2 separate regions of the Homo sapiens genome follow, and region 2 is linked to region 1. Evidence: read pairs that join two places in POLR2A ChIA-PET (ENCODE). Cell type or tissue: OCI-LY7. All regions are shown on one strand. Each heading gives the region's core, and the rest is flanking DNA. Links, peaks and the distances in the headings are about the cores only. Region 1 overlaps ORC3 (origin recognition complex subunit 3). Region 2 holds the start of LOC124901528 (small nucleolar RNA U13).

Region 1 (16,579 bases), core at 332-5,331:
GTTGCATACATTTAAAAAATAACTGTGATATAAAATTATATAGGTCTTTTTCCACTAATAAATATGTGACATAAACATTCTCCCACATTATTACAAAGTCACTGTAAATATGTTTTAAATGGTCACCAGATATTTCTTCAAGTAGATGACATATTGTTTGTTTTATTTTCCAGGTTTCAACAGTTTTATTGGGAGGTTTTGTTTTCTGTGAAATACACTAGAGGCTGGCTGAAGAAGGGGACACATTCCCTTTACAAGATAAGGGTTTCCCACCACTAAAGAAAAGGCATGAGGCGTGACACACTGGGGTTTGAATCCGCCTCCTTCTGCTTTGCTCACATTTCTTTTTTTCTCTTTCTTTTATATGTATATTTTTGAGACGAAATCTCACTGTCACCCAGGCTGGAGTGAAGTGGTGCGATCTCAGCTCAGGGCAACCTTTGCCTCCCAAGCTCAAGTGATCCTCCCACCTCAGCCTCCAAGGATGGGACCACAGATGTGCACCACCATGCCAGGCTAATTTTTTTTTTTTTTTTTTTTTTTTTGTATTTTTGGCAGAGAGGGGGTTTCACCATGTTACCCAGGCTGGTCTCAAACTCTTGAGCTCAAGTGATCCGCCCACCTTGGCCTCCCAAAGTGCTGGGATTACAGGCGTAAGCCACTGTGCCTGGCCTCTTCTTTCTCAAAAAGTATCACAGAACACAAACACAAAGCCAAGAGATAAAAACAGCAACATCAACCTCCAACAGGGCCACACCCACACCTTGTCCCACTCCCCAGGCTGGGTCAGGCCTGGGAGGGGCTGGGGCAGCTACTTACTCTACAGTCCCCAGGCTGCAGAAGGCTGCAGGCTCAGAAGGGGTGGGACTAAATTAATAAATTAGAATAAATTGGGGGGAGGAATGCAACTTTGTGCTGGGAGGGCCCCTTCTCTCTAACACGCAAGAGAGTTGTTGGGGGAAGGTAGGAGGCATCGCCAAAGGCCACTATGGTGGGGGTAAGAGCAGCGGAGGCAGAAGTCACCTTTTCTTCCATGTTCTTCCCAAACAAAGCAGAAGAATTAGGGGTAGAGGGATGTCTACAGCCATACTAACCTGAATGGGCTGGATCTCATCTGATCTGTGGTTATTTAAACATGTCAGCTTCCACATACAGATTGAGTATCCCTTATCTGAAATGCTTGGGACCAGAAGTGTTCTGCATTTTGGATTTTTTCAGATTTTGGAATATTTGCCATATGTGCATAATGAGATTATCTTGAGAATGGGATGCATGTCTAAACACAAAATTCATTTATGTTTCAAATACACCTTCTACACACAGCTTGAAAGTAATTTCATAGAATAATTTAAATAATTTTCTGCATGAAACAAGGTACACTGAATCATCAGAAAGCAAAGGTGTCACTATCTCGGCCAACTAGATGGACAATCAATCTGTAGTTGCTTGGTATCCCCATCATTACTGACTCTTGAATTTATATGCAACCATTTTCTTACACTTATTCACATATAAGTACTTAACACTTAAAAAACAGGACACACCATTGGTACAGTGAAAAAATAATGTGTTAAGTGTAACTAAGTAATACCCATATCAGTGTTAAACAACAGCAACAAACAATGGCAAGCTGAATAAACTGTGGTGTGCCTCTGTTTTGCTGCAACCCATTTCATGAGGTCAGGTGTGGAATTTTCCATTTGTGGTATCACAAGTGCTCATAAAGTTTTGAAATTTGAAGTGTTTCAAATTTTAGAGGACTTTGAATTTCAGATTTTCAGATTAGAGATGCTCAATCTGTAAAAAGCATTTTTTCTTGAAAAATAATTTAAGCTGATTCTTATAAAAAATTTCAAATAAGAAATTTAATTAGATTATGTTTCTAATAGTACCTTAAGCAGTTATTCTTTCCAAAGCATCATTCAGGGGTCATTTTAGTCTTTTCTCTCATGAGTTAAATAAAATTTCAAGACAGGTGATGAGAATGGTCTCAAGTTCAGGTGATGCCTATTGAGAATGCCTTAACTAAAAAGCGTCCCTGACTTCTGCTCTACATCAAATCTGTACAAAGGAGAAAAGGCTGATTCCAGCCCAGAGGTTCCCCAATTCCTTTCCTCTTTTATAGAACCCAGACTCCTGCCTGTCCTTGCTGTAGGTATTATATTTGACCCATAGTGCTTTTTACATTGCTTTGCTCTTGACTGCCCATGTTTCTGACCTCAGCTTAGCAAAATGAAATCTCATTTTCTATTTTTTGCTTCTGCTGTACTCAGATCTCCAAATCCATATTTTAGATCTTGGCCAAGAAAAGCAGAAGGTATAACAGCTTTGAAGTCAGACCTGGAGTAGAATCCTGGTTCCCTCAGCAGCTAGGTGATCTCAGGCAAGTCACTTAATCCCTGTGTGTGTTTCAGATTCCTCAGGGGGTAAAGTGTGCCTAATAATATCTACCATAAAGGTATATTAAGAGTTTTAGATTGGAAAATGTACTGAGAGTGCCTAACAAAGTGCCTTGCACACAGCAAGCCTTCAATAAGTGATGGTTACTGCTATCACCATTACTACTGCTGCTCATGTTTCCTTACCCTACTTTGGAACTGGCATTCTTGGTTCTTGACTGTACCCTAAGACAACTGGTGTTGGGAGGTTCAGAACAAAAAGAACAAGTTCCTCTTTGACAAAAGAATCTATGAATCTGGGAACACCTCACTGGAGAAGGAAGACAATTACTAATCACAAAGCTTAAAAGAGAAAAACCTGAAAGAATCAACTGGGTATATAAGATAGGTATATTTAGAAAGCAAAATAAGTCTCAGAAATACTATAGTTGACATAAGCTTATAAATACATAGAAATCTTATTGGGATTTTTTGGTTTCCTTATGGGTAAAAAAAAAGAAGAAAAAAGAAATCTTGTTGGGATTTTAAAAAATGAAATAAAACACAGCTTTTCAGTGGCAATCTAGTTTCCATGGGGAGGTATTTTTCCAGATAGCATGAAATTCATTTTCTATCTTAAGCTGCACCTGCTAGATCACTAATATTTGTATTATTAAGTCTCTGGACTTGAAGTGCTTTCAGTGTGAATTTTCCTCCTACTGTGCCCATCTGTTCTTTTCTTGTGGGCCCAGAGGAAAGCAAGACTTAATAAATATTCAGTTTTCAGACTTCTTTAAAATATTTTTATATAAGCATTTACAACCTCTGAGGAAAATTATAAAACTGGCGAAACTTAGCTCACATGTGATTTCCCCTTATAACTATCCAAGTGTCATTTTTTTATGGAAGACTAAAAAGTAACTATACATATAAGAAGTGAAACCAAGGAATATAAATAATAACTTTAACACTAAGATATTTTATTTACTTGTATATTATTAGATAAATAATTTATGAATTAGCCAATGTTAAGGTGAGGGAAGGCACCAAGGCCACTGCCTACTCCTTGCTGCTCCTAGTCAAGGTCAGCTGTGACCACTGGGTACATATCACCCAATGATGCTCTTCCTGCATTCAACCAGGTTGGGGACATGGTGACCTCACTTTTCATGACTTGCTTTCCCTGCCATGATGTAAAGTTGGCTGGATTCAAATGATCCATATCTAAGCTCTCTTAGGGTAGTGTCAGTATTTGACTAAACAATCATGGATTTTCCTTTAAAAACCACAAGCTCAAATGCAAGGTTAAACCAGCAAAGAAACGGATAGTTGCTATATTAAAAACATCATAAGCTACATGGATAAATTCAAGATATATGCAAATATTCTTAGACACAACATGGCTATTTATGAAACTTTTTGGCAGGCAGGGTTCTAGAGGAAGGTGCTACTTACTGGCAGGCTTATAGCAGACAAAAATAGAAAAACAAGAAAAAACAAAACTACCTCAGCAGCTGCAAGACTGATGCATACTCCTCTGAATCCCATATGTTCTTTTCTAAACATGTACAGTACAACTCTCTGATCTGTAAGGGAACAACACATTTGTGAGGAACCAAAAGTGTATACACACTACTAGTTTGGCAAAAATCATTTCTGGTCAACACAAAAAAAATTAATGTTATTAAAAGTCATTTTCTTTAGATTATAATAGACTTGGCATATATCTCATGGATCAGGCTTTATAAGAATGCAATTTACGGCCAGGCGCGGTGGCTCACGCCTGTAATCCCAGCACTTTGGGAGGCTGAGGCGGGCGGATCAGGAGGTCAGAAGATCGAGACCATCCTGGTTAACACGGTGAAACCCCGTCTCTAATAAAAATACAAAAAACTAGCCGGGCATCTGTAGTCCCAGCTACTTGGGAGGCTGAGGCAGGAGAATGGTGTGAACCTGGGAGGCGGAGCTTGCAGTGAGCCGAGATTGCGCCACTGCACTCCAACCTGGGTGACAGAGCGAGACTCTGTCTCAAAAAAAAAAAAAAATGCAATTTATATAAAAGTAAAATGAGGCTATACTGAGATTGGTTGATATCAGTGGTCATTTTAAAATAAGAAACTGATAAAGGAAAAATGAGAAAAAGAGGCTCATTTAAGGCTCAATGGCAAAAATCACCTCATGAACAAGTCATTCTTTTTTTTTAGACGGAGTCTCACTCTGTCATCCAGGCTGGAGTGCAGTGATCTCAGCTCAGTGCAACCTCCGCCTCCCAGGTTCAAGCCATCCTCCTGCCTCAGCCTCCCTCATAGCTGGGACTACAGGTGTGTGCCACCACGCCGGGCTAATTTTTGTATTTTTAGTAGAGACAGGGTTTCACCATGTTGGCCAGGCTGTTCTCGAATTGCTGACCTCAGGCGAACCACCTGCCTTGGCTTCCCAAAGTGCTGGGATTACAGGCGTGAGTCACTGCACCCAGCCAACAAGTCATTCTTACATACTGGTATTTGTTCTCCAAAGCTTTGAGCTAAGATGATTTAGGAATATAGAATTTCTCTGCTAAAATCTACTCTACAGATGGTTGATAGGTTTATCGAATAACATAAAGGCCAGCTGAGCATAATTTTTCAAGCAGCAGAAGTACTGCTTCTCTTTTTATTCTGGGTGTAGTGCAAGGTTAACCATCAAGCATTCTCAAACAGATTCCTTCTTCCATTAAGGGAAGAGAAACAGCTCTCTCAGTACAGGTGACAAGGAAGTGTTAAAGAAGGAAAGTTCAAATGCCTTAGTACAAAAACATTGTAGGGGAAGCAACACCACTGGGATTCATACGGCTGTTTCTAGCTGTGGCCATCTGAACAAAAAAACAATATCAATTACCAGTAATGTTTACAGCTGGAATGGATTTAGATTGTGTTCTCATTGTAAGGATTGGCTTCATTTCACATTCTGATGCCTGAATGCTACAAAAACCAAAGCAAGAAAATACTAACATTCCTACTTCATGGATTACAAATGAGGAGGCTTGGATTACCTGTCGACCTAGTGGATACTTGGGAAGAGAAGAGGTGAACTTATGAAGACATCTCAAAACCAGGAAGTAATTCATATGATAAACATGCAGGTTTTCTAGTAATAATTGTGTTTCCTCCTAAAAATCACAGAATATATTATTAATATGTAAGTCAGCTAATAAAAGAGCATAATAATACAATCTACTTCATGGCTATAAAAATTTCTGGAAAACTGACAAGATTCAAAACTACAAATTAATTCATGAAAATTTGAAATACATATAAAATCCAGAATACAGGCAGAGCATTTCTGATTTAGTATCAAGTCTGGTGATACTTTACACAAGCCAGAATTGATACTGTATTTTAATCTCCTGATAGCTCTAGCATTCCCACAATACTTTGGCCACCAAAATTACAAGTATGCAAGAAAGCACCTTAGTGGATGCTTGCCTGTGCCCATCACCTGGTGTGTGCCACAGCAAGGGAAGGTGCTTTATCCTCCACCTTGCTAGCATCAGAAGAGTGAGATCACCAGACAGAATGGTACCAACCTAATGAACTTGCTAAAGTTCTGCTTATGTTGCATACTTTTCCTAAAGTACTACTCAAGTGTGTTAGTGTGTTTGAAGGGGAAAATGAAAAGACTATGGCAGAAACACAAGTGATTCTGATGAGTCCCTGCCTCTTGCTGAGATCTCCAATACTGGTTTTATTTGCTTCACCAATTAAGAAAAAAAAAAGAATAAATAAATAAATAAATCTGAAGCCAACAAGTTTTATAATTTAGAATCTAGCAAGGATGATGACATGAGGGATAGTGTCTTAAGAAATCTATGCAGGTGTAGTGGCTCACGCCTGTAATCCCAGCACTTTGGAGGGCTGAGGCAGGAGGATAGCTTGAGCTTAGAAGTTTAAGACCTGGGTGAGCAACATAGTGAGACCTCATTTGTATAAAAATAAAAAACCCACAACCGAAAACTAGCCCTACTCGCCATATTAGGGATTTAGATACAGAAAAAAAGAAGAAACCTATGGATGATTAATCTCACAAATCAGTTTCAAAAGGTTTTGTTGAGGGGAGAGAGAGGTTTTCTAGAGCCTCCTGAAATAGTTTAGAAATGATTTTAAAACATTATATCCTATCAGGTAATTTTCAGGCCTCAATTCCTTTTATAACCACTTACTCTGTAACATTTTCTTAAGAGGATTATCATCTGTGCCATGGTCTTCAATATTTTTCTCCTTTAAGAAGTCAAATAAAGGCTTTGCTGGGCTGTGTCTTTATTTCAGTAATATCTTGCAGATACCCATTATTTTTAGTGGTCAGCCATATAGAAAATAACTCAGATATCAATAAATTCAAGCAAATCTAACCTCTATAAAGCAATAAATATGACATATCTTCCTAAACACCAACTCACTTAGGAAATCAATTCCTTGGTCAACGATCTACGGGTCATTACCTGAAAGCACATGGCAGATTAAAGAAAAGTTTTTAGCACCTAAATGTTTTCCCTCCCATTATTTGAGTTGATTGGTAATTTCAAAATCTATGTCTCCTATCACAACAAAATCTAAATCTCCTATCATAACAAAAGTAGCCATAATCAAAAATTGTTTTAACCACCATTGGGAGGGTATACTTTAGTTCTAAACTTTAGCTTAGTTCTTTAGTTTTTTACTGTGAGCCATAACATACAGATGGCATAAAGCCATTAATTACCTTGATGTGTGCTTAAATAGCTTTTAAACAGGGGGAATATTTTGAAGAAAATGAACTCTATTACTGAGTAATCACACTGCATGCTACTTGTGCTACCTATTTTCTTTTGCCTTGTGGAATAGCTATGTGTACAAGTATCTGGGTGATGCAGTAGAAGTGAGTATCTTCATTCCATTTACTTGGATAAGGAGAGAAAAGAAATACTTTACCCACTATAGGGCAATACTGCATACTCAAGGAACATACCTGCCCTGGAATAAGTGTTCGATGAGGAATATAAACATGTTTTTCTCCTAGGTGGTCTCAGTTCCTTCATACTTTTCACTGTGTGGTGCATCCCTGTGCTGAGTAGAGTTCTAGTGTTTAAAAAATGTTTTGTTTTGCTTTAATCATTATTTTATTTTAAGATAAAAATAAAAATTTTAAGATGAAGTCTAACTCTCTGCTCACTGCAACCTCCACCTCCCAGGTTCAAGTGATTCTCTTGCCTCAGCCTCCTGAGTAGCTGGGATTACAGGTGCCTGCCACCATGCCCAGTTAACATTTTGTATTTTTAGTAGAGATAGGGTTTCACCATGTTGGCCAGGCTGGTCTTGATCTCCTGACCTCAAGTGATCCACCCACCTCAGCCTCCCAAAGTGCTGGGATTACAGGTGTGAGCCACCGTGACTGGCCTAAAAAATGTTTTGTATTGTATTGTTTTGTTTTGTTCCATACAACATGGCAGACTATATCATCTGGTGCTCAACTGAGGAAATGGTGGTTGGTTCCAACAATGGGGAAAAAGACTGGCTATGATGGACTTAACGAATGAGAGAAGGTTTGCTGTACCTTTCTAAGGGATTTTTCAAGAGTAATTTTGACCATCCCAGATCTTCACCTTATGTGCTGACTTTAGAACCTAATCTCCACATAATAAAGATTTCATTGTTATTTATATGTGTTTTTATCAGTTGCAACAAAAAACATCACAAATGATTAACATTTTCTTATAACATGTCCTCTAAGTTTTCCATCTTACTTAGATACCTGCACATATGTATCTGCCTTTACTTATTCAAACAATAATTCTTTTTTGTTTGTTTGTTTTTGGAGATGGAGTCTTGCTCTGTTGCCCAGGCTGGAGTGCAGTGGCGTGATCTCAGCTCACTGCAACCTCCACCTCCCAGGCTCAAGCGGTTCTCCTGCCTCAGCCTCCTGAGTAGCTGGAATTACAGGCGCCTGCCATAATGCCTGGTTAATTTTTTGTATTTTTAGCAGAGATGGGGTTTCACTGGGTTGGCCAGGCTGGTCTCAAACTTCTGACCTCAAGTGATCTGCCCACCTTGGCCTCCCAAAGTGTCGGGATTAGACACTGCGTGAGATACTGCACCCGGCCTTAAAACAATAATTCTTAATGTACTTATGGACACTATTTTACAAACTCAAACCTGTAAAAGGTTTTGATATATGAGAAAATTTTCGGGCCGGGCAGGGTGGCTCACGCCTGTAATCCCAGCACTTTGGGAGGCCGAGGCGGGTGGATCACCTGAGGTCAGAGTTCAAGACCAGCCTAGCCAACCTGGCAAAACCCCCTCTCTAGTAAAAATACAAAAATTAGCTGGGTGTGGTGGCAGGAGCCTGTAATCCCAGCTACTTGGGAGGCTGAGGCAGGAGAATCACTTGAACCCAGGAGGCGGAGGTTGCCGTGAGCCAAGATCGCGCTGTTGCAGTCCAGCCTGGGTGACAGAGTGAGATTCCATCTCAAAAAAAAATTTTCCATTTAATACATTACAGCAGCATCATACCATGTACATGTGAAAATAAAGCCTGTTGAAATATTAACCCTACTTTCCATATGTTAAATTTTTCTTCAGGCACTTTTTCTGCACACTAGTCATAGCTGTCACCATTTTGTTTCATAATTGTGTTTACAATGATTCTTTTCTACGGAGATACACTTTGTCTAGGAATATGCATTATTTACTAAAAAGATATGCTTTCTCTGTTCTTTAAGCATGAAGACTTCTTAGTCTTTACTGATTTTTGACAAAGGAACAGAAATATTTCTCTGCTATAAGAAAAACAGGCATGGCATAGTGGCTCATGCCCATAATCCCAGCACTTTGGGAGGCCATAGTGGGAGGATCACTTGAGCCCAGGGGTTCAAGACCAGCTTGATAGTGAGCAACATAGTGAGAGACCCTGTCTCTACAAAAAAAAAAAAAAAAAATTTAAATTAGCTGGGCATGGTGGCATGTGCCTGTAGTCCCAGATACTCAGGAGGCTGAGGTAGGAAGACTGCTTGAGCCCAGAAAGTCAAGGCTGCAGCAAGCTATGATTGCACCACTGTACTCCAGCCTGGGTGACAGAGCGAAACTGTCTCAAAAAGAAAAAAAAAAAGCAAAGCAATACATAACAGCCTCCTTGCTCTTCTTCAAATATGGCAGACATGCTCCAACCTCAGGTCCTTTCTACCTGCTTAGAATTCCCTTCCTCCAGATTCTTGAGTGGCAAGCTCTGTGACTTCCTTTAGGTCTTTACTCAAAATTTACCTTCTCAGTCAGGTCCTTATTTAAAATTTTGACTCCACTTCCCACGCACATGGAACTTCATATCCTTCTTCTCTGCTTCATTGTTTTTATCTCAGCACTTATCACTAACAGATATTTTACTTATTTATCTTATTTATTGTCTGTCTCCCTGATACAATGAAAACGGTAGAAGTTTTGGCTGTTTGGTTCACTCCTGTATTCTCAAAACCTAGATTAACACCGGGCACATAATAGGCACTAGAAAAATATTGGCTGAATGAAGAGTACATTAATGAATGAAGGCTGAACACTTAGTCTCTCTTTTATTTATTTTTAATTTTTGAGACAGGATCTTGCTCTAGCAACCAGGCTGGAATGCAGTGGTGCAATCTCAGCTCACTGCAGCCTTGACCTCCCAGGGTCAAGTGATCCTCTTGTCTCAGCCTTCCAAGTAGCTGGGACTATATATAGGTGCACACCACCACACCCGGCTAATTTTTGTAGAGATGGGGTCTCATTATGTTGCCCAGGCTGATCTGCTTGCCTCGGCCTCCCAAAGTGCTGGGATTACAGGTGTGAGCCACTGTGCCCAGCCTCAGTCTCTCTTTTAAGTAAGAGCAACCATATTTTGTCTTGCTGGATGTGGTCTAGATTTCCTGATTTTTCAAAAGTCTGAATTTGTAACGTAAAATTTCTCAATATGTAAATATTGGTTCTAACATTTTTTTTAAATGTATGTTTAAAAAACACATTTACATTAGACTGTGGGTTGCCTCTTAATGTGCAATATACCCTCTTAAATTAGTCATCTCCAACCTCATCAATCCTGTCTGTTATTCATACAAAAATCATTCACTGATAGCATGTCTTTTGCAGCAACATGGATGGAGCAGGAGGCCAGTATCCTAAGTGAAATAACTCAGAAACAGAAAATCAAATACCGCACGTTCTCACTTATACGTGAGAGCTAAATAATAGGTACACATGTATATACAGAGTAAAATAACAGACACTGTGGACTTCAAAAGGGGTAGGGTTGGGAGGGGTGACGGCAGAGAAATTATTTATTAGGTACAATGTTCACTATTCAGGTGATGGGCACACTAGAAGCCAAAAACTCACCATCATCCAATATGTAACAAACTGCACCTGTAACCCCCTGAATCTATTTTTTAAAAATCATATATCACTGTTTACTTATATGACAGACCCCCTATTGTTATTGAGCTAGCTGCTTTCTCTGGAGGAGAAGTCAATACATATGTAAAACTTATACAGGTAAAGAAAAAAAGGCTAGGCAGAATTACATTTGCCATGCATTTATTTCTCTTCTACTTCCATAGTACTTACCACTTTTGTCTCTAAAATTGTATGTATAGGGGTGAACAGTGACCTCAGATTATAAAATAAAGTATGTAAAAATGACTATAAACTTCTGTAATTTCTTTTCAATCAATTCACTGATCATTAAAAACTGGTAAAACAGACTGTTGAATTTTAGGATTAAGAGATATCAGCTGTCTAAGAACACAGAATTTTCTCATTTATTATCTTGTTATAACTAAGCCTTATTTTTCTCATTAGAGAAAAATGCTGGCTGGCAGTGTTTTCCAGACTTAGCATATTACTGCTATCTAATAAGAATGCCAAACCACAGCTTTCTCCTAGCACTTATGTGGCAAGAGTGCTAGTCTTCTCATCTGTCTCTACCTTTTGTTCTCCATATTCCTACCTCAGCAGTATAGATCAAGAGAAGCACTTGACAAAGAGTTTGAATTTAAATGATTAATTCCTGACACACTAGGCTAATGCCCAGCTCATTTGATCACATTTGATAGACTGTGATTGTTTTCCTTTTTCCTTTACTTTTCCATTTATTATTTTTTCTAAGAAATTTTCTTCCCCCTGTCTGCCCTGTAGGTCTGACAAAAGAAACAGAAAGAGGTGGGGTCAAAGGTGAAAGGCAGGTCTTCATCAAACTCATGAACTGATTTTGTGCCTTTTGTTCATGAGACACTATGATAAGCATACTAAACGGTGAAAAGAAGTCCTTACTCTACCATGAACTTGCTCTGTGACATGAGATATTTCACTTCCTTTCTCTTGGCTGCAGTTCTTCATTTTTGAAATGAGGGTGCTAAAGGAGTTCAAGGTTTATTTCTCACTCTAAAAGGATTTAAAGTCTAGTTGGGAAAATAGGTATAAAGACGTGAAACATTAACAAGTAAGAATAATAAAACTTCAACTGTCACCTGCAAGGGAATGAATCTAAGCTTTCTACATAGTATGAAGATTTTCAGTATTTCATCAGCTGTACCAGGTCTTCTAATGTCCCTCCTTAGTAGGAAATTCCTAGCAAATCACCTACAAATGTACATTGTTTAGTCAGGTAAAGTTTTAAATTTTATTTTATTTTAAGTTCTGGGATACATGTGCAGGACGTGCAGGTTTCTTACTTAGGTAAATGTGTGCCATGGTAGTTTGCTGCACCTATCAACCCATCATCTAGGTATTAAGCCCCGCATGCATTAGCTGTTTATCCTGATGCTCTCCCTCCGACCTGTGCTCTCATTGTTCAGCTCCCACTCACAAATGAGAACATGTGGTGCTTGGTTTTCTGTTCCTGTGTTAGTTTTAGTCAGCTAAATTTTTACATTTAAAAGTACACTTTTTAAAAAACTCATTACTGAGTTCATTAAATTCAAAGCTGACATATAGTTCTGAAGCAGTGGATCCATAATTTTGAGGGAGTTAAAGGTTTTTGTTAACGTCTTGATTCTAGTCAGAGGATAACTGAGATCAATCATTTGTTTAGGTGGGAACTTAATAGATTAGTTCTAGCTTAAGAAAATGAGGTGATGGGGGAAACAATAACAAATGCTTCCTCCTAGGGAGGCAGTCTAACTTAGTAGTTCTTGAAGTGTGGTTTCCAGTTATACAGACTGTAAATTTCTCTGGAATATTCTGTGAGGTCTAGCTCTTAGACACTTGAATATAGAAAATGGGCACAAAATGATAAACTCTAATGGTAGGCATGTCTATACAACTATATAACATAAGAGTATTATAAATATTACATATAGATTGTATATTATAATACATAAAAATGTATATACATCTTTATATACATTGAAATGTGTTCATATTGGCTGGGTGTGGTGGCTCACATCTGTAATCCCAGCACTTTGGGAGGCCTAGGCGGGCGGATCACTTGAGGTCAGGAGTTCAAGACCAGCCTGGCCAACATGGTGAAACCCCGTCTCTACTAAAAATACAAAAATTAGCCGGGTGTGGTGACCCATGCCTCTAATCCCAGCTACGAGGGAGGCTGAGGCAGGAGAATGGCTTGAACCCAGGAGGTGGAGGTTGCAGTGAGCTGAGATCGTGCCACTACACTCTAGCCTGGGCGATAGAGCGAGACCCCCTCAAAAAAAAAAAAAAAAAAGCTGGGCGCGGTGGCTCACACCTGTAATCCCAGCACTTTGCGGGGCCGAGGCGGGTGGATTATCTGAAGTCAGGAGTTTGAGACCAGCCTGGCCAACATGGTGAAACCCTGTCTCTACTAAAAATACAAAAAATTAGCCGGGTGTGGTGGTAGGCACCTGTAACCCCAGCTACTTGGGAGGCTGAGGCAGGAGAACTTCTTGAACCTGGGAGGTGGAGGTTGCAGTGAGCCGAGATAACGCCATTACACTCCACCCTGGGCAACAAGAACAAAACTCCACCTCAAAAAAAATAAAATAAAATAAAAATAAATAAATAAATAAAATGTGTTCATATTGATCTTAATTTTTATGAGTGAAAAATATATAACAAGTTATTATTTTCATTTATAAAAGCTTTATCATTATATTTGTTTTCAAATCACTTTTATTTGCTGAACAAACTTTGATTATCACTAACCTTATGAAAAAATCATACTAGGAATTATTATCCTACTTTTTTTTTTTTTTTTGGAGACAGAGTCATGCTGTGTTGCCCAGGCTGGAGTGCAGTGGCGCTGTCTCAGCTCACTATAACCTCTGCCTCCCTGGTTAAAGGGATTCTAGTGTCTCAGCCTCCCAAGTAGCTGGGTTAACAAGCACACACCACCACACTTGGATAATTTTTTGTATTTTTAGTAGAGAAGGGGTTTTGCTATGCTGTCCAGGCTGGTCTCAAACTCCTGGCCTCAAGTGATCTGCCTGCCTTGGCCTCCCAAAGTGCTGAGATTACAGGCATGGGCCACCACACCCAGCCTATTATCCTACTTTCTATATAAGAAAATTGAGGCTTAAATAGCTCCCATTCACAATTACTACAAAGAGAATAAAATACCTAGGAATACAACTTACAAGGGATGTGAAGGATCTCTTCAAGGAGAATTACAAACCACTGCTCAGTGAAATAAAAGAGGACACAAACAAATGGAAAAACATTCCATGCTCATGGATAGGAAGAATCAATATCGTGAAAATGGCCATACTGCTCAAGGTAATTTATAGATTCAATGCCATCCCCATCAAGCTACCAATGACTTTCTTCACAGAACTGGAAAAAACTACTTTAAAGTTCATATGGAACCAAAAAAGAGCCCACATTGCCAAGACAATCCTAAGCAAAAAGAACAAAGCTGGAGGCATCATGCTACCTGACTTCAAACTGTACTACAAGGCTACAGTAACCAAAACAGCATGGTACTGGTACCAAAACAGAGATATGGACCAATGGAACAGAACAGAGGCCTCAGAAATAACACCACACATCTACAACCATCTGATCTTTGACAAACCTGACAAAAACAAGCAATGGAGAAAGGATTCCCTATTTAATAAATGGAGCCAGGAAAACTGGCTAGCCATATGTAGAAAGCTGAAACTGGATCCCTTCCTTAACCTTATAAAAAAATCATTCAAGATGGATTAAAGACTTAAATGTAAGACCTAAAACCATAAAAACGCTAGAAGAAAACCTAAGCAATACCAAGACTAGGCATGGGCAAAGACTTCATGACTGAAACACCAAAAGCAATGTCAACAAAAGCCAAAATTGACAAATGGGATCTAATTAAACTAAAGAGCTTCTGCACAGCAAAATAAACTGTCATCAGAGTGAACAGGCAACCTACAAAATGGGAGAAAATTTTTGCAATCTACCCATCTGACAAAGGGCTAATATCCAGAATCTACAAATAAGTTAAACAAATGTACAAGAAAAAAATAACCCCATCAAAAAGTGGGCAAAGGATATGAACAGACACTTCTCAAAAGAAGACATTTACGCAGCCAACAGACATATGAAAAAATGCTCATCATCACTGGTTATCAGAGAAATGCAAATCAAAACCACAATGAGATACCATCTCACACCAGTCAGAATGGCGGTCATTAAAAAGTCAGGGAACAACAGATACTGGAGAGAATGTGGAGAAATAGGAACACTTTTACACTGTTGGTAGGAGTGTAAATTAGTTCAACCATTGTGGAAGACAGTGTGGTGATTCCTCAAGGATCTAGAACAAGAAATACCATTTGACCCAGCAATCCCATTACTGGGTATATACCCAAAGGATTATAAATCATACGACTACAAAGACACATGCACACGTGTGTTTATTGCGGCACTATTCACAATAGCAAAGACTTGGAACCAACCCAAATGTCCATCAATAATAGACTGGATTAAGAAAATGTGGCACATATACACCATGGAATACCATGCAGCCATAAAAAAAGGATGAGTTCATGTCCTTTGCAGGGACATGGATGAAGCTGGAAACCATCATTCTCAGCAAACTATCACAAGGACAGAAAACCAAACACCACATGTTCTCACTCACAAGTGGGAGTTGAACAATGAGAACACACGGACACAGGGTGGGGAACATCACACACCAGGGCCTGTTGGTGGGTGGGGGTGCTGGGGGAAGGATAGCATTAGGAGATATACCTAATGTAAATGACGAGTTGATGGGTGCAGCAAACCAACACGGCACACATATACCCACGTAACAAACCTGCACGTTGCGCATATGTACCCTAGAACTTAAAGTATAATTAAAAAAAAGAAAATTGAGGCTTAAATAAGGTAAGTGATTTTCTTAAATATAGATAGCTAATGAGTAACTGCAGTTCAAATACAAAATTTCCTATATTTTGTAGTACCACATTATTGTCATGTATTTTTACAAAACCATAAAAAGAGAAGCATTATTATGAGAATATTCAAAGATACTTTAAACTAAAAAATCAAGACACATTCTTTTGTTTTGTTTTGTTTTTGTTCTTTGAAACAGAGTCTTGCTCTGTTGCCGACGCTAGGGCATGATCTTGGCTCACTGCAACCTCCACCTCCCAGGTTCAAGTGATTCTCCTGCCTCAGCCTCTGGAGTAGCTCAGATTACAGGCATGCACCACTATGCCCGGCTAATTTTTGTATTTTTAGTAGAGACAGGGTTTCACCATATTGGCCAGGCTGGTCTTGAACTCCTGACTTCAAGTGATCCGTCCACCTCAGATTCCCAAAATGCTGGGATTACAGGAGTGAGCCACCGTGCCTGGCCTAAAACATTCATTTTTTCTTAGACACTTTCTGTCTTTTGATTTCAGCAGGTAGCCTGCAGCTAACTTTTTCAGGGTAAGGGTACAAATCTCTGTGCTTTTTCATATTTCTCACTGTATAAGTCTCTAGAAAACATGCACTTATATGACAAAGTATGTAATTTGAAAATGAATACACCAAAGATCATAACAAGCAAAACTGACAGTGCAACAAGAACAAGGATAGCATAAATAAATGCTAAGAAAATATGTAAAAAGTCACTGAAAAGCAGACATAAATGTCAGGCTCTTTTTGTTTTGTTTTGTTTTGTTTTTTTTTAAAGACAGAGTCTTGCTCTGTCACCCAGGCTGGAGTGCAATGGTACAATCTCGGCTTACCACAGCCTCCACCTCCCAGGTTCCAGTGATTCTC
Region 2 (16,579 bases), core at 6,514-11,513, 78 kb before region 1:
GCTGATGCACTCTAATTTACTCAACTATTTCTCCATTATTTTATACTAGGATTAGCTCTAATAATTTGAGAAAGATAAGTAGAATTTTTAAAATAAATTCTTTCTGTTATTCTAAAGAGATTAGCACAGAAATAGTACCTGAGCTTTTCACGGATATGGTCATGTCAACCTTGGGCCTATAGAGATTCCACAAGTACCTTTAAAGGAAAAGTGGCTTTATGAGAAATCAGGCTCCATACTTTCTTGGAAACTTTAAGCAGAAAGACTTTAGGAAGTCCTGACATATGTTCCCAAGATGGCAACTACATACTACAATAAGACCTCTCTTCCTGAACTGAATATCTCTAAGATATCCTTGGGGAAAGAGACCCAGAATGGGGCTGGCTCTCATTTGCAGTTCTGAAAACCACTCACCTTGAAAGCTCAGTCTCCGGAGTCTGGATAATTAGTGGCGAGAATGCCGAAAGCTGCTCAGCCTGTTGTGGGTTTTGAGATAAAACCTCAATTTCCATAATCGTCATAAAGAGCAGAATAGTCTTTCTACCCCAAAATATATTCAATATGAATTGTGAAGTGTCTTAGGAAGAATTTGCATGCAAGGAACAGAATTCCACTAACTCAAATAAAAAGAGGGTTGATTGAAAGGCAGAGGTTATTATGGGGGTCACAGTAAGCCAGCGCTGGAGATACAGCTGCTGGGCATTATAGGGCCAAGAAGGGGATTATGCAGATTTTATTTCTCTCTCTCTCTCTCCTCTGCCTTTTGAGGTACATGGCCTCTCTATTTGACTCTGAGTATCAGTCGGCCCCATCTTTGTGCTCTTTTGTTTGCAGATGAGCTTTTTCTGCTGACTCATGGTTTCTCAGCTTCCCTTCACTGTGGCTAGCATGAGGTTTTGGCCTGCTGTGGCAGGCCAGCTGGGCATGACCTTGCAGCTTGGCTCCACACAGCTAAATGACTCAGCCTCTTTGTCCCTATTCCAAATTCCTGGGAGAGAATTCGATCAACCCAGTTTGAGTCAGATGTCTACTCCTGGGTCAGTAACTGAGACTGATGGGGCACAGTCACATGGCAGGTAGTACTCTCTCTTCCAAGTTAGGAGCGGGGTAGAGTCTCCAAGGCAGTATATGGGTAGGGAGGAGGGAATGTTTGACATCTCTGGGGCAGATATGGGGCTGAGAGAGGCATGCACGGTTGTGATTAAAAAAAAATGCATGGGGTTTGGAAAAAAAAAATCTGCCATTTCGTAGTCATGAAACTATAGACAACTTTCCTAATCTTCCAAAGACTCATGTCCTTAATATGTAAACTGAACAAAATGACCTCACAGCTCTCAGGATCTATTACTGCTATTTTCATTTTAGGAATCTCATAATGTAAGGAATGACCAACTCTAATATCGACAATTTGGCAGGTTTTATATGAACAAACATTGAAAAAATTGTCTTTGCAGTAAGTCCAATGGTGTATTATTACCAACGTTACCATTACTGTAAACAGTTTTGGAAGGCTGCTCACATGTGCTAACAATGTTGAAGTCCCCAGCTAGGCATTCAGCAAATGTTTCTTGCTTAGGGGGGATTTCTAAAGGAAGAGGAAAGCAGACCTTCCTCTGAGGTTTGCCTGTTAAGGTGTTAGAGGCTTGAAAAAGTAATGTGGTGAATAGATGCCTCCATTTCAACAGAAGATTCACTCAGTTCTAATGCTGAGGGTGAGCAATGCTCTAAAATGCATTGTTGGTGAACTGCTGCAAATAAAGAAAAAAGACTATGTTAATTGAAATTTCTATCTATGCCAAATTAATACAACTATCCTGCAGTGTATGAAACTGAGGCATTCCTGTAAAGTTGTCTACAAAGCAAGATTAGTTTTTCCCCATTGAAATCCATTGTGGCATTGAACGTTTAGTATGTTCCTATGAAGAAAGGAAGGATCCAAAGGGAAACACTTAGAAAAGTAACAATTATCCTGGTGAGGATCTTAATTTCTCAACCTACTCAAGTTTCTTTTAAAAATCTGGGCATCCGGCTGGATGTGGTGGCTCACGTCTGTAATCCAAGCACTTTGGCGGTGGAGGAGGGGTGGGGAGCGTGGATCACGAGGTCAGGAGTTCGAGCCTGGCCAACATGGTGAAACCCTGTCTCTACTAAAAATACAAAAACTAACCAGGTGTGGTGGCACGTGCCTGTAGTCCCAGCTACCCAGGAGGCTGAGGCAGGACAATTGCTGGAACCCAGGAGGCAGAGGTTGCAGTGAGCCAAGATGGCGCCACTGCACTCCACCCTGAGCAACACAGCAAGACTCCATCTCAAAAAAAAAAAAAAAGAAAGAAAGAAAAAACATCTGAGCACCCATACAAATCCATGTTTGATAGCAAGTAAATATGTCTCTGGAATTACCCCAGGCCACCTCCAGTTTCCCAGCTGGGCCTCTAGGTCTTCCTATATCCAAGCCCTCACTCGGTTGCATACCTCATTTCTCATCATTTACCTGCCTCTTCTTTTCATATATAAATGTAAAAATATATTATTTTTGGCCTTGAGCTGAAGAGTTAAATTCGATTTAATTAAGTTCATTAATTCATTTATAGCAGAAGAGAAAGGCCCTTGGGTTGCAGGTAAGCCAAATTCTTCAAATAGGATGGTCCTTAGGCCAGGTGTGGTGGCTCATGCCTGTACTCTCAGCACGTTGGGAGGCTGAGGCAGGAGGATCACTTCAGGCCAGGATTTAAATACCAGCCTAAGCAAGGTAGTGAGACACTCCCCCATCTCTACAAAAAAGTTTTAAAAATTAGCTGGGCATGGTGGAATGCATCCTGGTTCCAGCTACTTGGAAAGCTGAAGCAGGAGGATTGCTTCAGCCCAGGAATTTAAGGTTGCAGTGAGCTATGATCATGCCACTGCACTCTAGCCTGGGTAATAGAGTGAGGAAAAAAAAAAAAGGATAGTGCTATATACTCTGTGGTGCTCCTCTGACTTTTCTCTTGTCTAACCTAGAGAGCTCCTCCTAACAACCCCAGGCCCTGGGCAGGGGCAGACTTTATTGCCACCTGCTATGCCTGATTGTTACTGGGAAAATATTGGATTTTTTGTTTTCCTTCTTTAATTTTAAAATAGTAGGTATTTTCCTTTCACATATGAAATCTGTACTCTTTTTTCCTCCCAAAATTGAATATCTCACTGCTTTTTCTTCTGATTATAAAAGTAATTCATGCTTAAAAAAAATTCAACAATATGAAAAGGGATAAAGTGGAAAGTGAAAACTTCCCATAATTCCATTCCCAGAGGCCACAATTATTAGTTTCATATGTTTTTTCATATCAGATGGGTAATATGCCAATGTTGTAACAAGGTTTGAGGATGGCCCATCTCACACATGTGCATGATCACCCAATCATCTTGCTCATGAACTACAAAAGGATCTAATATGTATTCTTTCAGATACATATTACACACACACACACACACACACACACACACACACGCAAATATATATATGTGTGTGTATACATATATGTATGTACCCCGAATATACTATGTATAGTACATAATACATACTCTATATGTTAACAAAAATGGGGTCATATTATCCACTCTTTTCTGTGCCTTGCTTTTTTTATTTTTCTGAGATAGAGTCTTGCTCTGTCACTCAGGCTGGAGTGCAGTAGCATGACCTTGGCTCACTGCAACCTCTGCCTCTTGGGTTCAAATGATTCTCGTGCCTCAGCCTCCCAAGTAGCTGGGACTACAGGTGTGTGCCACCATGCCTGGCTAATTTTTGTATTTTTAGTAGAGACAGGGTTTTACCATGTTACCCAGGCTGGTCTTAAACTCCTGACCTTACGTGATCCACTTGCCTCTGTCTCCCAAAGTGCTGGGATTGCAGGCATGAATCACCATGCCTGGCTTTTTTTTTTTCTCTACAATTTGTCATATACATTTTACATACCGATCCATCTCATTCTTTATAATTTTTATAATGGTCTCTCAGCATTCTTTTGTACCATAATCTCTGCCCTCCGCTGAAGGGCATATAGGATGTTCTAAGTTTTTCTTAAATACTGAAATACTGCAATAAACATATATGTAGATATATGCCTATGCATGTTCTGATTATTTCCTTAGGATAAATTTGTGTAAGTAAAATAACTGGGTTAAAGCTTATGCACATTTAAAATATTAAAACATAATGCCCAATAGGACACCAGAAAAATCATATCACCTTCCTCTCTTAGCAAGTTTCCTTCAGTTACCTTTATTTTTCATTGTTGCCAATCTGACAGTCCAAAAAAAAAATTAGTACCTCACATTGTTGTACTAATTTGCATTTCTTTGAATATTAGTGAAGACGAGTATCTTTTCAAGTGTTTGTTAGCCATTTGGTTTTTTTCTTCTACAAATTGTTTGAAATTATGTGTCTGCACTACTCAATCTGTTTAATCCCCCCATCCCATATATACGTACATTTGATTGAGAGTATCAGGGGCAGGTATGTGATAGGAGCTGAGCCAATAAATTCCCTCTTCCAGGAATTTGGGTTGGAGAATAGGGCACCTCTAGTCTGCTGTATTTAAGCCAGGAAATCATGCAGTGCTGTCTGGGTCAACAATTTTTTATCATGTACATCATAAAAAGGAGAAAGTAGGTTTGCAGAATGAAAAGAAACAGGGATACCTTGGAAGCAGAAGAGATGAGGGCTTGTGGCCTTGATCACATCCTTTCTCCAGGCCTGTGAGAAAGTTCTGTGTCCTTAAGCTAGTTTGATTGGATTTCTGTTAAGATAAGCAGTATCACAAGTTCTCTTCATAGGAATGTTAGGGTGGGGAGGGAGGAAATGGTTTTGAAAGAATATTCTGATCTTTATTTTCCTCCCTCCTGGTTCCTAAGAAGCCCAAAGAGACCCTAACAAATCTGGGATCCCAAGCTTTGAGGCAAGCCAAAGCAAAAAATTGCACAATGGACCACATGTGTCATCACTGTATTACTCCTTCAACTTGCTCTTCTAGGATTCCCCATCTGATCAGTTGCCACTCAGCTCCCTGTCAGCCTGATCTCAATACTGCAGCGTTACCATAGTATTGGCTCTGTTTATTGAGCACTCACTATGTACTTGCTAAGTGCTTTGCATACATTAATTATTTGACCATAGTGCGTATATTATTGCTCAATTTGACAGAAAAGGAAATGATGGCTTAGGGAGGTTTAGTAAGTTGCCCAAGAACACTCAGCTAGAAAGTGGAGGAGCAGGTTTCCAGTTTCTGCTGTCTGATTCTGCTATACCTCCTGCTCCAGGCCAGCTTGGCGACTACAGCCCAGAACTTAGGGGACATTGGCTTCTAGGGCAGAATCGTGGTCTCCAAGATTACGACTTCAGGCGCCCTCTTACTACCACCTTCAGATCCTTGTCTTTCTTAGAACAGGAGGTACACTAATAACCTAGCAGCTAGCACATTTCTGGCCACAGGCAGCGCAGCCTCCCTGCCCACTTCCAGTGTGAGGTTTATGCCGGGACCCTTTGTTGAGTAAGCAAGCTCTGAAGGTTGTGCAGGTACGTCCTAAAGATGGGCTGGGTTTAACAAAGGTGTACTCACTCTCCTCTCTACACTGTCTTCCCTTAGACACAGGCTTCCCATCCCCCCTGTGGTCTATGTCCTCTATAATAATGATAGCAAACACTTATATAGAGTTGGTCATTCAAAGCCCTCTACATATACTAGCTCATTTGCTCCTCATATCAGCCCTTAGAGTTAGATACTATTAATATCCCTGTTTGGGAGGCCAAGGCAGGATGATTGCTTGAGGTTAGGAGTTTGAATCCTGCCTGGGCAATATAGTGAGACCCTGTTTTTACAAAAAATTAAAAGATTAGCTTGGCATGGTGGCATGTGCCTGTAGTTCCAGTTACTTGGGAGGCCGAGACGGGAAGATCACCTGAGCCCAGGAGTTTGAGGCTGCAGTGAGTTATGATTGTGCCACTGCACTCCAGCCTGGATGAAATGGATGATAGAGTGAGACTCTGTTTCTGAATAAATAAGTAAATACAAAAATAAATAACCATCCCTATTTCAAAGATAAGGAAATGGAAGCATAGACAGGTTAAGTGACATGCTCAAGGTCACACAGCTAGTAAACAGCAGCCAGGATTCCAACCCAAGTATCAGACACTCCTTTGAGTAGTTGATGAAAGCTAAGACTTGCTCCTTAGAAAAATGCATGTATTTGTGATTTTGTATAGTGTCAGGGTTTCATGTCAAGGAATCCCCCTATTGTAGGTCGAGCACTTTGCATAGGAGGGCTCAGAAAATTTAGATGTCCTCAGGGGCCAGGCAGGAATGTTAATGAGTGAAGGGGCTAGATGTGAAGAAAGACAGTGGGCCTGCAGAGTTTTTTCTTCCCAAAAGCACTCTGATGAGAACAACCAACCAAAGCAAATCCCCTATACTGGACCAGGAAAACTCACTTGTAAGCTGACCTCAATCAACTATTATACAATCAGTTGGCGCTTCTGTTAGAACACAGCATAGGCCCTTATTTGCTATAGACTCCCAGCAGGTCTGTCTGGTGATCCTAATATTCTGGTATGTTGAACTGCTCTCCCAGCTCAGGGTGGACCTACAGCTTATTCCAGGCAGAATCCCCCCATATGAACTCTAGAGCTGATTTCCACTTGACTTTCACCAAACCTCTGGGTATCCAGGACCCCAGCTACTCTTACTTGGGCTTCTGATGGGCTAAGGATGTTTTGAAGGTGCAGTTGTTCAGGTTGCATGAGGCAAATGGTGTTACTCCTGCAGACAGTCATGAACATGGAGAGGGAATAGCTGGCTCTCAGAGACTCTGGATTTAGGCAATGGCAGTTCCCAGCTCCCAGGTGGCTCCTGGACTCTGGAAGATGGCCCACTGTAGCTGAGATGTGTCTGGTTTCTGTCTTCCTGGCCTCTTCAGCCCAGTCCTCTCGTTTTTGATCCCCTAATCTCCCTCTTGTCTTTGTTCTTCCCTACACCCACTCTCAGGAAGTTAGAAATATTTTTCTAGTCCTGGGAAAGCTGCCCTCTCTCAATACTGCTGCTATTTTTTCTCAGTGGCACTTGCTCCATTTTGTTATTACTGCCTCAAAGCACTGGGCATAATTCGCTTAATAGGTTTAGGCTTTTTGGAAACACAAAAGCTAGAAACCATTTCTGCTTTCCACTTGGTAATGTTCCTCTTCTGAAGCAATGAATCACGTGCTCGAATGTGATGCAAGGAATACATGCTTGAATGGAATGGAGTGGGAGAGAAAAAGAAGGGTGGAAATATGGGAGAAAAAAGTTACCATTAATTATTAAAAATATTATTCTATCACATATTCATCTTAAGACTTTTTTACACTTTTTTCTTTTATTTTAAATTATAAAATAATTTTCTTTGACAAATTATAATTTTATATAATGATGGGGTACGCAGTGATGTTATCATATATGTATATAATGTGGAATGACTGAATTAAGCTAATTAACATATCTGTCACCTTAAATACTTATCATTTATTTCTCCTAACTGAAACTTTGTACCCAAGACCCCTTTACATTCTCTCTTTTTTTTTTTTTTTTTTTTTTTGAGACAGAGTTTCGCTCTTGTTGCCCAGGCTGGAGCCCAATGGCATGATCTTGGCTCACTGCAACCTCAGCTTCCCAGGTTCAAGCGATTCTCCTGCCTCAGCCTCCTGAGTAGCTGGGATTACAGGCAGGCACCACCACGCACGGCTAATTTTGTATTTTTAGTAGAGATAGGGTTTCTCCATGTTGGTCGGTCTGGTCTTGAACTCCTGACCTCAGGTGATCCGCCTGCCTCGGCCTCCCAAAATGCTGGGATTACAGGCGTGAACCACCGCACCCAGCCTTTTTTATTTTTTATTTTTTTGAGATGGAGTATCGCTCTGTTGCCCGGTCTGGAGTGCGGTGGTGCGATCTCGGCTCACTGCCACCTCCACCTCCTAGGTTCAAGCAATTCTCCTGCCTCAGCCTCCTGAGTAGCTGGGATTACAGGTGCCTGCCAACACGACTGGCTAATTTTTGTAATTTTAGTAGAGACAGGGTTTCACCATCTTGGCCAGGCTGGTCTTGAACTCCTGACCTCAAATGATCCACCCATCTCGGCCTCCCAAAGTGCTGGGAATACAGGCATGAGACATCGCGCCCAGCCACATTCTTTTTATTTACTTATTTATTTATTTATTTGAGACAGGGTCTTGCCCTGTCACTAATGCTGGAGTGCAGTGATATGATCACAGCTCACTCAGCCTCAACATCCCGGGCTCCAGTGATCCTCCCACCGCATCCTCCCAAGTAGCTGGGACCACAGGCGAGTGCTACCATGCAGAGCTAATTTTTGTACTTTGGGTAGAAATAGGGTTTTGCCATATTGCCCAAGCTGGTCTTAAATTCCTGGGCTCAAGCTATCCTGCTGCCTTGGCCTCCCAAAGCACTAGCATTATAGGGGTGAGTCACCACACCTGGTCCCCTTTATGTTCTTGACAACCCCCAAAAACTTGTTTATGTGGGCTATATTGTATTGATGTTTATTGTTTTAGAAATTAAGATGGATAAATGTTTCAAGTATTTACTAATTCATTTAAAAATAACAATAAACCCATGACATGTTAACAAAAATGACTTTAAAAAAACCTGTGTTTTCCAAAACAAATGAACAAACAAAAAAGATTTACTGAGAAGAATGGCATCATGTATGTTTCTGCAAGTCTTTTTAATGTCCAGCATAAGAGAAGACAGTTGGATTCACATCTGTGGTTCTGTACTCAATGTGTTGTGATATATCACATGTCACATAGCTTCTAGAAAACTCCCCGATACACTGGTGAGCAAACGAGTGAAAGACACAAATGACATCTTAGTATTTGGTGAAAATACCTTTACCCAGAGGACCGCCTGAAAGGACCACACTTTAATAACTGTTTGATAACTGTTCTTTCAAATCATGACATATACGCAGTCTGGAGTGCTAGTCCTGGCAGGAAACATACATAGTCATCATCTTAAGGAGGCAATACATGGTCAAGGGCACTGATTTTGGAAGCAGACACTTCCAGGTTTGAAGCTCAGCTCCTCAACTTCCTACAGAGTGGCCTTGGGAAGGTTACTGAACTTTTCTAAATTCCAGATCTCCTACCTAGAAATAGAGAATAGTACCTACCTTACTGAGTTTTTGAAAGATAATGTAGTATTTTCCAAACTTCCTTAGTCATAACATTTGCCAAGTCCGTGTAAGACCTATACTATTATCCTCTTGGTGTTTTTCTGTTGCTCACTTTTTAAACTTCAATAAATGTTTTAAAAGGAAATTTTATATCACTGTTATAAATGCAACACTACTTGCCCTAAATTGAAGGTGCAATGAAAATTAAAGAACTTGTTGCCTGAGAAAGTGTTAAGCCTAAGGCCTACTCTTTTTTTATAACAAAAGGAAGTAAGTTGATGTTAGAAAGTCATTCAAGACCTGCACCAAAGGGAGACTCTCTGCCAGGTGTAATTAGGAGTCAGAGGCTTAAAGAAGGAACGGCTTTCTCAATATGTGATGCAATTTGATTTCTGCCTAGCCCATGTGCCACTAAACCATCAACTACCTGAAGCCATTTCCTGTATCACCCCACACTTAGGAGACAGTGAGATCATGCATGTAAGCACTAAGCTCAATGCCTGGCACAATGTAAGGACTCTGCCATGTAGCTTTTGTTATGTTTTCTAATTCTTTCTTTTCTTTTCCCACAGGGGTTAAATGAGTCACCTAAGCCTGCAGCTATTACGTGAACTATGACTACAATCTGTGTCTTATATCCCCTTGTGGGTAAGGGCATGGACTCTAGAACTGGGCTTTGCCACTTCAGTGTTGTGTGACCTTGGGCAAGGGACTCAACCTCTCTATGTCTCAGTTTTCTCATCAGTAAAAGAATGATACAATAGCAGCTAATTTATAAGAGTAAATGAGTTAATACACATAAAGCCCTCAGAACAGTGCCTGGCACACAGTCAACACTCTGTATATATTAGCTAATAGTGTTCTTTTTCACCATGCTGGCTTTGATGGTGGTAGTCATTAACAGGCAGCTACACTACTATAGAGAAATTTTTCTCAAACTACCTGAAGGAACAGATTTTTTCCCCAATCCATATTTACCAATAATTTAGTAAATAGAACAAAATTAATTACTAGAAAAAAGAAATAAAAAAGAGAAAATATGAAATATAAGCCCATATTTTTTATTATTTGATTCAATAGACATATATTTTAATAAATATAATCAGAGGCAGGCCGGGTACAGTGGCTCATGCCTATAATCCCAGCACTTTGGGAGGCCGAGGTAGGCAGATTGCTTGAGCTCAGCAGTTCAAGACCAGCCTGGCCAACATGACAAAACCCTGTCTCTCTCTGAAAAAAAAATAAAAATAAAATAAAAAATAAATAAATTAGCTGGGTGTAGTGGCATGTATGAGGTAAGAGAATTGCTTGAGCCCAGGAGGTTGAGACTGCAGTGAGCCAAAATGGGACCACTGAACTCCAGAGGGTGACAGAGTGAAACAAAACAAAACAAAAAAAATCAGAGGAAAGACAGGAAAAGATAAATTACAAAAAATGTACATATTGTTAATTGAAAGCCTAGGTATACACAATTAATAGAGTCTTGCTTCACTACTTTCTTGTTATTCCTTATTTGTGATGAAACAAAAAGTCATGAAGGAAATAGCAATTCTCTATGTTAAATGCTGATATGTACACTTGAAACAAACACCTTGTATACTACTATTTAAATTTTTTCATGGCAAAAACCACATTTACCTTTGCACCAACCTAATAAGATCCTAAAGGCACGTTTCACACTGTTGACTTGGGTGGTAAAGAAACTCTGAAGGAAGGAGATGGATTAAATTTTACAGAGCATCATAATGGAAATAAGTAGAAGTGGTTAACTAAAATTTTTTTTCTTTTTTTTTTTTTTTTTTAATACAGAGTCTTGCTGTATCACCCAGGCTGGAGTGCAATGGTGCAATCTCGGCTCATTGCAAACTTTGCCTCCTGGGTTCAAGCGATTCTCCCATCTCAGCCTTCTGAGTAGCTGGGATTACAGGCACACACCACCATGCCTGGCTAATTTTTGTATTTTTAGCAAAGTCGGGTTTTCACCATTTTAGCCAGGCTGGTCTCGAACTCCTAACTTCAGATGATCCACCCGCCCCAGCCTCCCAAAATGCTGGGATTACAGGCATGAGCTACTGCTCCAGGCCTAAAAAAATTTTTTTAAAGAGAGTCTCACTATGTTCCAGAGGGCACAAAACATGTCTCCTACAAAGGCCTCATTTTTTTTTTTTTTTTTTTTTTTTTGTGGCGGAGTCTTGCTGTGTTGTCCAGGCTAGAGTGCAGTGGCATGATCTTGGCTCACTGCAGCCTCTGCCTCCCAGGTTCAAGTGATTCTCCTGCCTCAGCCTCCTGAGTAGCTGGGATTACAGGCACCTGCCACCACAGCCAGCTAATTTTTGTATTTTCAGTAGAGACAGGGTTTCACCATTTTGGCCAGGCTGGTCTTGAACTCCTGACCTCAAGTGATCCGCCCACCTTGAGCCTCCCAAAGTGCTGGGATTACAGGCATGAGCCACCACACACACCCTCACTGTTTTGTTTCTCCATGGAACCTAACACTTGAGTACCAAGCTTTAAAAGATGATTGATTATTGCAGTATCACGTTTCTGTTCTAAGTGATTGAGTTCTCCAAGAGTATTGTGAAATGACATGGTCCACATGACTTATTTGCCTTTTCTAAGTAATGTCTTTCATCTTTTCTCTAAAACAGCTAGCACTTACCTACAGATCACTAAAAATCATTCCCAAATTATATTAACCACATCTTTTACTTCACCTAAATAGACAGAAGTTCAGGTTCCTTTCATTCCTCTTGGTTCCTTGACACTCAAAATGTGAACCATAGACCAGGGGAAGCAATGGCATCACCTGGTAGGACACCATTGGCATCACCTGGTAGAATCCAAATCTGCATTATAACAAGATCCCCCAGGTGACTCACAGGCATCTTAAATTTGAGAAGCTCTGCTCTAGTTCACTTAACTTCTTGGCAGATGTGTCAGTGACACTATGCCACGGTCCTCAGGTGTGTGGCAAGCCCTCTGTGAGGCCACAGAGATACTAAGATAACTAATAACTAAGACATGACCCCTGTGATAGAAAGTAATAGTCTCTACTCTGCTCCATTTTAGACTGTGTGACCTTAGGCATGAGCCACAAATTCAATAGTAAAATGGGATTAACACTATGACCATGTAGGATTTTTATTAGGATAAGCTGAGAACACACCTGGGCCATGGTGGGATCCTCTGTAAACAATAACTTTTATTAGGTTGGTGCAAAAGTCATTGCAGGTTTTGCCATATTCCCCTCACATATTGCCAACCTAGGCTGTAACTCACCTATCTAGGCAGGATTAAAGTGACACACACCCTAAAACCCAACTGCACTGATTGGGAACTTTAGATGTTATCTGAGTTCCCTCTTTTGCACTCTCTCTAGTGATATTTGTGTACATTTCTCCTCCACTAGACTATAAGCGTAAGGGAGGGGCAGTGTCTTCTTCATCTTGCTAGCCTCCGTGTTGTCAAACAGTGTCTTAGACATAGCAGACTCGCAGTACATGGTTGTTTAAACAAGAAAGACTACTCTAGGTGTTCAAAATAATTTTTGTGTGCACCCCAATCTCATCTTTCACGTCACTTTTCATATTCCAAAATAAACTGCCAACACACAGATTTAATGAACCCAATCACTATTATCTTCTGTTGTAACCTAAAAGGCACAGTAGGTTTTAGAGGTTGGAAATTAGGCCATAATCCTGACAGTCACTACTCCTGTACTGCATGCTTATCAGAGAACATTCAATTGGGCTGGCTGATTCTCTTCTCAATGAATACTCATGGACTTTCTTTCAGAAGGGTTGTGAATTTTTAAATTGACAATTGTGCATGACCAAAACATTAAAAGTTGAGACTCCATTAGAATTGGAATGTCAGCTGGAGAATGGTTGGGAATATTAGTTTGACAGTTTTGAGTCTGAACTCCCACTCTTCTTTGCGAAGACATGTAAGAAGTCTCTGAAACACAATAGAAGATAATAAGGAACATCCTAGAAAGGCAGTCAGAGGTGAGAATTAAACTCACTACCCAGGAGGAAGACAAAATTGAATAAAAGTCATTGGCAGCATTCTGCTTGGGTGTGTATGTGGTGGGGGCAGCTGGCTCAGAAACTGGACCTCAGCAGCCGTAACTGGACTGTAGGCAATCTAATAGACAAAAAGGCTTGGGGAGATTTTGGAGTTTTCCTTAGCATGATAATAATAGACATGGCTAACTAAGGGTTTATTATGCACTAGACAGTATCGTGTGATGTACTGGCTTTTAATTTCCAGATTGATGGTAACTGGGATGACTTTTTTTCTCCAGAAAAAAAATTGTATTTTATTTTTCCAAATTATTATGATAAATGGGACTTTTGAAAAAGAATTTTCAGACAAGCTTGTAAGATAGAAAGTAAGCTTTGAAGGTAGGAATGTCTTATTCCCATGGACCCACTCCATGACCCCACTACTCAGAGGCAAACCATACCAGGAGTGTGAACTGTCTCCTTTAAGTACAAGATGGGGACAATTCCTTGTACTCATCTGGCCACAATATATAACAAACTGTGGCACACAAGTTTCAGATAAAATCTAGCAATTTTTTGAGTACTCTATAAAGCCCTAACTTTAACACAAGCCCTGAGGACTGCAAGGGACCAATAATCAGTCCCAAGGTGATGCTTGTTATCAGTGGGTGGGGTTAGGAAAGCTGCTCCTGGGGTAAGAGTTGAGCCTCTTTTATCATTTCCTTCACACCATGCACCTGGCTAACCCTTATAACAATGGGCTTGCAGAGGAAGCCCAAAATATTGGGGAAGTGCAGGCATCATCTCATTCTCTCAAAAAGCCTCATCAGAGAAGGTTTGTGGTGGCATCATGGAACCACAGGACAAAAGGCACAAGAGGGAACGAGAGCCTGACACAGACAGTGACACCAATTCTGAGTCAGGCTTGGACTTAAGCAAGACAACGGAACAGACAGCTGCAGTAGAAGGTGTGAGGGAATTCTAAAACTAAATGATGAGGCGGGGCTAGAGACAACCTTTAGGGGCTTGAGGTCCCCCACCAATGGGGAGATAGTGTGTGAAGCTTTTCATTATTCATCAAATGTTTACTGTTTAGTTTATAGCTGGCACTCTGCAGTGAATAGAACATGCATGGTCCAAAGTATTTCATGTATTTAACTTTCCAAACAACTGAAACTTTAAATTATCTGAATCTTAAATACCTTCTATGGGATATTTTCTTTTTCTTTTCTTTCTTTTTTTTTTTTTGAGATGGAGTTTCGCTCTTGTTGCCTAGGCTGGAGTGCAATGGCATGATCTCTGCTCACCACAACCTCTGCCTCCCAGGTTCAAGTGATTCTCCTGCCTCAGCCTCCTGAATAGCTGGGATTACAGGCATGCGCCACCACGCTTGGCTAATTTTGTGTTTTTAGTAGAGACAGGGTTTCTCCATGTTCGTCAGGCTGGTCTCGAACTCCCGACCTCAGGTGATCTGCCCGCCTCGGCCTCCCAAAGTGCTGGGATTACAGGTGTGAACTACTGCACCCAGCCAGGATATTTTCTTTTATTATTATTATTATTTTTTAAAATTATACTTTAAGTTTTAGGGTACATGTGCACAACATGCAGGCTTGTTACATATGTATACATGTGCCATGTTGGTGTGCTGCACCCATTAACTCGTCATTTATATTAGGTATATCTCCTAATGCTATCCCTCCACCCTCCCCCCACCCCACAACAGGCCCCGGTGTGTGATGTTCCCCTTCCTGTGTCCAAGTGTTCTCACTGTTCAATTCCCACCTATGAGTGAGAACATACGGTGTTTGGTTTTTTGTCCTTGCGATAGTTTGCTAAGAATGATGGTTTCCAGCTTCATCCATGTCCCTACAAAGGACATGAACTCATCCTTTTTTATGGCTGCATAGTATTCCAAGGTGTATATGTGCCACATTTTCTTAATCCAGTCTATCATTGTTGGACATTTGGCTTGCTTCCAAGACTTTGCTATTGTGAATGGTGCTGCAATAAACATACGTGTGTATGTGTCTTTATAGCAGCATGACTTATAATCCTTTGGGTATATACCCAGAAATGGGATGGCTGGGTCAAATGGTATTTCTAGTTCTAGATCCCTGAGGAATCGCCACACTGTCTTCCACAATGGTTGAACTAGTTTACAGTCCCACCAACAGTGTAAAAGTGTTCCTATTTCTCCATATCCTCTCCAGCACCTGTTGTTTCCTGACTTTTTAATGATTGCCATTCTAACTGGTGTGAGATGGTATCTCATTGTGGTTTTGATTTGCATTTCTCTGATGGCCGGGCAGAATATTTTCTAATATCATGTTTGTTACACATTTTTTGAACTGCATACTAAACATAGTTTGTGCTTTTCTTGATGATTCATGGTCACTGTCTTGTGCTCCTTACTTAGGGTTGCCAGATAAAATACAGGGTACCCAGTAAAATCTGGATTTCAGCTAAATACATGCAATATTTGTGACTTTCTTAAAAAATAGAGATAGGGTCTCACTATATTGCCCAGGCTGGTCTGAAACTCCTGGCGCAAGCAATACTCTTGCCTCAGTCTCCCAAAGTGTTGGGGTCACAGGCATGGGCCACTGCATTCCAGCCTGTGACATATTTATACTAACAAATTATTCCTTGTTAATCTGAAATTCAAACTGAATTTGAATTTGGGCATCTTATATTTTTGTTAAATCTGGCAACCCTACCACTGTTATATATGATATTATAATAATACAAGGGAGCCTCAGCTGCAGTTGAGCCGCGGTAGGGCTAATTGTCCTGACAGGGAGGTGTCTCAACGTTGTTGTTCTTTTTCAATTCTGTAGTTATTTTTGACAGTCTCTTTTATTGCTATCCAATGATTCTACTGCTTGTTGTAGCCAGTGTATAGCACCTTTAATTCTCTTTTCTCTCTCCTAGTATATTCTTCCAGTTGGTTTGGACTGGAAAATAAGATCCCCAAGCACATTTGAATTTTCTGTCAAGTTAAGAGTAAACAGTTTTTGAAGAAGGGTGCAGGTACTTGAGGGCACATACTTAAGAAAAGTATGCAAATTTAAAAATAAGGACTTCGGCCGGGCGCGGTGGCTCACGCCTGTAATCCCAGCACTTTGGGAGGCCGAGGCGGGCGGATCACGAGGTCAGGAGATCGAGACCATCCCGGCTAAAAACGGTGAAACCCCGTCTCTACTAAAAATACAAAAAATTAGCCGGGCGTAGTGGCGGGCGCCTGTAGTCCCAGCTACTTGGGAGGCTGAGGCAGGAGAATGGCGTGAACCCGGGAGGTGGAGCTTGCAATGAGCCGAGATCCCGCCACTGCACTCCAGCCTGGGCGACAGAGCGAGACTCCGTCTCAAAAAAAAAAA

The links. Peaks named below come from ENCODE experiments on the same cell type or tissue, not always from the same donor. Only the 100,000 strongest peaks of a DNase experiment are listed, where the experiment ranks them.
Region 2: POLR2A ChIA-PET joins it to region 1 with 5 read pairs; 4 of 35 experiments call an interaction of 5 or more read pairs at or near these places.

The regions. Positions count from the first base shown.
Region 1 is chr6:87,623,792-87,640,370 of GRCh38, reverse strand. ORC3 (origin recognition complex subunit 3) reads right to left here. Exons shown (of 20, transcript NM_012381.4): 12 at 5,410-5,526; 13 at 3,885-3,964. Among named protein-coding and RNA genes, the nearest start is that of ORC3, 42 kb to the right of the region's middle. RefSeq lists an enhancer at 511-1,027. In OCI-LY7, for the core only: no CTCF peak of the experiment used is centred there; no DNase peak of the experiment used is centred there.
Region 2 is chr6:87,707,758-87,724,336 of GRCh38, reverse strand. LOC124901528 (small nucleolar RNA U13) reads right to left here and starts at 3,422; the gene lies at 3,319-3,422. RefSeq lists an enhancer at 13,996-14,135. In OCI-LY7, for the core only: no CTCF peak of the experiment used is centred there; a DNase peak (open chromatin) is centred at 9,596.